Linked DNA regions of Homo sapiens: region 2 is linked to region 1. The links are chromatin contacts, found by Hi-C or POLR2A ChIA-PET in ENCODE. All regions are on one chromosome and are shown on one strand. The core of a region is the stretch at or near the end of the contact, and the rest is flanking DNA. Distances in the headings are between cores, read along the strand shown.

The links. Hi-C counts contacts between places; a loop is a spot of excess contacts on that map. ChIA-PET counts read pairs that join two places held with the same protein, here RNA polymerase II (POLR2A). Pooled maps may share reads with other maps.
Region 2: a map of CD8-positive, alpha-beta T cell shows a loop between it and region 1 (3-fold over the local background). The contact joins two enhancer-like sites. A Hi-C loop is called at or near these places in 1 of 168 maps with a recorded cell type or tissue (CD8-positive, alpha-beta T cell), 22 of 37 single-sample maps with no recorded cell type and 14 of 50 pooled maps. POLR2A ChIA-PET finds 5 or more read pairs at or near these places in 3 of 52 experiments (activated CD4-positive, alpha-beta T cell, activated CD4-positive, alpha-beta memory T cell and activated naive CD4-positive, alpha-beta T cell).

Annotation. Positions count from the first base shown.
Region 1 is chr14:89,679,780-89,682,657 of GRCh38, reverse strand. No RefSeq gene overlaps it. Among named protein-coding and RNA genes, the nearest start is that of FOXN3-AS2, 110 kb to the right of the region's middle. Within about 2 kb of position 1,502, at least 8 of the 41 ENCODE cell types and tissues checked have a DNase peak (open chromatin) inside an H3K27ac peak, as active enhancers do.
Region 2 is chr14:89,766,433-89,769,462 of GRCh38, reverse strand. No RefSeq gene overlaps it. Among named protein-coding and RNA genes, the nearest start is that of EFCAB11, 190 kb to the left of the region's middle. RefSeq lists enhancers at 1,172-1,221, 2,011-2,280. Within about 2 kb of position 1,547, at least 3 of the 41 ENCODE cell types and tissues checked have a DNase peak (open chromatin) inside an H3K27ac peak, as active enhancers do.

The DNA of each region.
Region 1 (2,878 bases), core at 253-2,752:
AGATTTTGTCCATTTGGGCCTCTTCCCTTAAGACTCAGGGATGTGGCCAAAAGCCAGGTAGTCTCAATCTGTCTCATCTACTCTGACCTGAAGCACTGAATTGGCAATGATCTTATATGTCTCATTTCCCTCACAATTTCTGCTTCCCAAAAGTCACATCAACTTCTACCAGGCGTACCCCACAGAGACCTCCAGGCATTCTGAGACAAGGCCTCTCCTAAGGACATTTTTCAGGTTTCATGACACACTATCATAACACTTAATACACTCAGTGTATCAACCCTAGATTTTATTTTATTTTATTATTTATTAATTTTTGGAGACAGAGTCTCTGTTCCCCAGGCTGGAGTGCAGTGGCATGATCATAGCTCACTGCAGCCTCAAACTCCTGGACTCAAGTGATCTTCCTGCTCCAGCCTCCCAAGTAGCTGGGACTACAGATGTGCACCACCACGCCTGGCTAATTTTTAAAAACTTTATTTAAAGACAGAGTCTCACTATGTTGTACAGGCTGGTCTCAAACTCCTGGCTGGCCTCAAGCCATCCTCTCGCCTTGGCCTCCCAAAGTGCTGGGATTACAGGCGTGAGCCACCACGCCCAGCCTGTTTGCTAGATTTTAAATTCCTTTAAGAAAGTTCTCATGTCTTGTTTATCATTGTGTCTCTCTTTCTCACTTGCCGTGGTCTCCCATCCCCCAGTACCTAGCCCAGGCTTGCACATTCTAGTTGCTTAATAAATATTTGTTGTATGGATTGGCAAATCCACAGTTGAGAAGTTATTAAGGGAGAACAGGTTCAGCAGTGATCCAGAGTCCCCACAGAAACGCAAGAGGGAGAGTGGGAAAAGGGGAAGGCAGGGAGCAAAGGCCAGGGCTGAGGAGACGCCTCTTCTTCTACTTGACAGCTGTGTCTGTCTGAATGTTTTTCTCATTCTTCTTGTTCCTAGGGATGAAAAGGAAGGAAGGAAGTGGTAGATTTGTGCCTTACAGGGCTTCTGCAAAAATTGATACTTTCTGTTTCCAAATTATTTCCTTTCTATTTTTGTGTAGGTCTTACAAAGAGAAAAGGAAGTAAAGAGGAGAGAAATAACCTGAAACTTACAGCTGAGGAGAGGTCAGTGTGAATTAGCCTCATATGTTGGCCAGATTTTTGGACTACCTAATGTCATTCCACTTTCCCAATGTCAGGGAGCAAAGCTTTTACTCCACTCATAGAGCCACATATTTTTCCTTAGGCTGAATATTTAAAAAAAATAAATTTGTCTGGAATGGTAGCTATTTTTTGAGTTTTATGTTTGCATGCACAGTCATTCTGTTCTAGTAGACACAGTTTACCACCATTATGCAATAAGTCTTTCACTTCTTCAGAAACATATAGTCTATTTTTACAGTTCCCACTCTCTGCGGTGAATGCAAAAGTCCCAGAAGGAGCGTGCAGAGAAAGCAAGGATTTATGTACCAGCCACGCTCCCTCTCAGGGGTTCACAGTGTGCTTCCTACGTGGTGGTTTTGCAGGTGACGTGGGTGGTGGAAACTTCCTTAACTTATGCTCGATCTGAGTCTTCTCATCAGAACATGACCTTTGTCTCCTTAACCCAGAAGATGCCAATGAAGTGGGTATCCTCCAAGTGAAGGCTTGGAGGTTTGGAAGAAAAAATGAATTTCTTCCTCCCTTCACTTTTTTTTTTTTTTTTAATGTTGAAAACAAACCCTTTTTTTCCCACTGGCTGCAGCAGTTGCCCTCAATGAGATGCCTTGGTGACAGCTTCAGAAGCCAAGCCTACCTCTGAGAAATGGGCAAAAAAAAAAAAAAAAAATACATTTTCAACCTTGAGTGTATTTGAATTATTGTGTTGCTTTTTTTAAAGCTCCTTGAGAAACTGAAGACCAGAAATTAAAATAATGAAATCTGAGTCCTGTCCAGGCTTAGCCATCCTTCTGATTTACAGGGGCTGCTTATACCTTAATCTATGCCTTATGGCTCTCCATCTGAAAAAAGGTGCTGGATTTCAAGGTGGGTAGTGATCTGACATAAATTTTCAAGCACAATACTGTTCTTTTTCTGGCTGGGGCTGGAAGGAGGACATATATATTGGAAGCAGGACTAAAAATTTGACCCGTGTTTCTCACAGAATTCCAGAGCACCTTCTCAACACTGTCATAATCCTATCTACCCAAGGGAGAAGGTTTGAGGGAAATAGAGACTGTGCTTGAGATTCAGATTTACAGCTCATGGTTTCAAATATTTGGGTGTGTTGTCCTCTCTGCCTATACAACACGTTGGGCATTTGTTATGCATTTTCCTGGCATTCTAACCCTCAGTGTAGATGAAGAGATTGCATTATGAAATTTGTCTTATGAGCTGTGCAAAATTGAGCTGCGTTTGTAGCTTGCCCATCTCTTTTGATTCCCTATACTCTTCTGCCTTCTCCAGCACCTGATTCAGAATACAGTCCTCCCACCTCAACCTCCGAAGTAGCTGTGTGTTACCTTATGGCACATCTCAGTTCAGACTACCCACATTTCGAGGGTTAAATACCAGCATGTGTCCAGTGGCTACCTGGATGGACAGCATAAATATAGAACATTTTGATCACTATAGATAGAAAGTTCTATTGGACATGATCTAGCCCAGTGATACCTAATAAGAATATAGTGTGTGCCACACATGTAATTTTTTTTTTTCTTTTGAGACGAGGTGTCACTCTGTTGCCCAGGCTGGAGTGCAGTGGCACAGTCTCAACTCACTGCAGCCTTAACCTTCTGGGCTCAAGTGACCCTCCCACCTAACCTCCCAAGTAGCTGGGACTATAGGCGCATGCCACCGTGCCTGGCTAATTTTTGTATTTTTTTTTGTAGATATGGGGTTTTCCTATGTTG
Region 2 (3,030 bases), core at 298-2,797, 87 kb before region 1:
ATATATATATTTCAAAACCCTTAAAAATGTTTCTTTGCTCTTTGACGCACATCTGGGAGTTTATCCTAAGGAAATAATTACAGATGAGGTGAAAAAGCTTTATCTAAGAATGTTCGTGGCAGAATCGTTCATAATTGTGAAACTCAGAAGCAATATAAACATCCAGAAAATTGGAATCTTTTAAAAAAGTTGAACGCTTTAAAAGAGATATAAAAATATATGGTGGACATGAGAAGACTTTTATTTCCATTAAGTAAAAAAAGCAGCACTTTTTTTTTTTAGTGGCAGGGCACAGTGGCTCACACCTATAATCCCAGCACTTTGGGAAGCCGAGGCAGGGGGACCACTTGAGGTCAGGAGTTCGAGACCAGCCTGGCCAACGTAGTGAAACCCTGTCTTTACTAAAAATAAAAAAAAAATTAGCCGGGTGTGGTGGTATGCACCTGTAGTTCCAGCTGCTAGGGCGGCTGAGGCAGGAGAATCATTTGAACCCAGGAGGCAGAGATTGTGGTGAGCCGAGATCGCGCCACTGCCCTCCAGCCTGGGTGACAAGAGTGAAACTTCGTCTCAAAAATATATATAAAATAAAATTAAAAGTAAAATAATTTAAAAAAGCAGTTTAGTGAAAAATGCAGTGTAGACCTGCATTGTGTAATACAATAGCCACCAGCAACGTGAGCACTTAAAATGTGACTAGTCTGGGCCAGGCACAGTGGCTCATGCCTATAATCCCAGCACTTTGGGAGGCTGAGGTGGGTGGACCACCTAAGGTCGGAATTCGAGACCAGCCTGACCAACATGGAGAAACCCAGTCTCTACTAAAAATACAAAATTAGCCGGGCGTGGTGGCACGTGCCTGTAATCCCAGCTACTCGGGAGGCTGAGGCAGGAGAATCGCTTGAACCTGAGAGGAGGAGGTTGTGGTAAGCTGAGATTGTGCCACTGCACTCTAGCCTGGGCAATGAGAGCAAAACTCCGTCTCAAAAAAAAAAAAAAAAATGTGACTAGTCTGAATTGAGAAGTGCTGTAAGTGAAGACTTAATATGGAAATAAAAGAATATAACAATATTTCATTAATTTTTATGTTGATTCAAGGTTGAAATGATAATATTTGGGGCATATTACTAACATTAATTTCCCCTGCTTTTTTTGTACTTTAAAAAAATGTGGCTACTAGAAAAACTTGAAATTTCATATGTGGCTCATATTTATTTTAGGACTTGTGACCACACAGTTTCTGTTACAACTGCTCACTTGCGTTGTAAGTCAAAGCAGCCATAGATGACATAGAAATGAATGGACATCTCCGTGTTCTAATAAAACTTTATTTATAAAAACAGGTAGCCAACCAGGAGGGCAGTAGTTTGCTTAACCGTGGTCTAGACCAGAGTTTCCTAACCTTGGGCCTTTTGACATTTGGGGCTAGGTAATTTGTTGTTGTTGAGGGCTGGCCTGTGCGTTTTAGGATGTTTAGCAGTATCTCTGGCCTCAACCACTAGATGCCAGTATCACCACCTGCCCCAGTTTTGACAACCTAAAATGTCTGCAGACATTGCTGAATGTCTTCTGTGGGGGAAAAATCACCCTGATTGAGAACCACTGGTCTAGCTCATATGATTTTATTTCCGAGAAAACAAAAATTGTGTGCATGTGTAGTGTTCTGGATGGGTACACACCAAGGTGCAGGAGTTACGTGTTTGGTTTTTTTCCCCATCTTTTCATTTTTTGCATTTTCTAAATTAAGCATAGGTTATTTAATATGTAAAAAGGAACAATCGTGGGGCTGCATGTGGTAACTCGGGCCTGTAGTCCCAGCTACTTGGGAGGCTGAGATGGGAGGATCGCTTGAGCCCAGGTGTTCCAGATGCTTCTGGGCAACATAGAGACCCCATTGCAAAAAAAGTAGGGGGATGGGGCAAATAAATAAATAAAACAATTGTGTAGACAAAGAAAGCCAAAAAGACAAAGATAAAATGAGACTCAGAAAGAAATCCACGTGTAGAAAAGAAAGTGAGAGTTGGGGGAGAATGCTACTTCATCCCCAAAAGACAAGTTCTCTACTTGGCCAGGCCCTCAACTGCCACTCCAAGATGTAATATCAAGGGCAGCAGATGTGGTTGGGCCAATGATCTCTGGGTTGATTATGGGTTTGGAAAAATACATCGGCCACACTGGAGTAGGCAGGCCCTCGCCTGGTGTGGTGTAACTATTTACCAAAAGGAAGCAGGCTTGATTTTGATGTACACACCACACCTCCTCAGGTGTAAGGCACACTGGGACCTCCACTGCTTGAGTCCACCAGGGAAAGGAGGAAGTAAGGAGTTAGACAAGATTTCAGAATGAAAAATTGAAACGCTGACTGCACTGAACTACTTCTCACAAAAGCCCAGGCAGTAACATTTTAGCAACTAAAAAATCAGTGCCAATTTACTGATATTTAAAATTCATGTTATTATAAATCAATTATTATTATAAGTAACTTTACTTTGTGCTTGCCATGCACCGGGCAGTGTACCTCATTTAATCTTCCATAATCTTCCTTATAGTGCTGAAAGGTAGGTGCTGTGCTTAGGATAGTTTTCCAGTTGTGGAACCCAGAGCTCGGAGATGGTAAGTTATATGCCTAAGTCCCACAGCTAGCAAGAGATGGAACCAAGGCTGTAGGCCACTCTCTGAGTTGACAAGTCATGCCCTTGTGATCTAAACTACAAGGGTGTACATTTTCTCTTGGGATTCAAGTTCTTATTTTGAAAGAAAAATACATAGCTCCTAAGAATTATGGTTTTTTGGAATTAGTCCTTTCCAGGAAAAAAAAGACTTTGCTCACTGTCATCATTGGTGAGAAGCTAATAAGCATGTCAAGTTCAGGTGTAGTTTGAGCAACTCAGTGAAGAGGTAGAGAGAGGTGAGGCAAAGATCTAGGCAGGAAGTGACCCTGAAAGCTGGGTGGCCTGATACTGGGATCTGGGTGGTGGGTCCATCAGAAAAGGGCCCCAGCCAGTGTCTGGAGAGATTGAGGGCATGACAGAG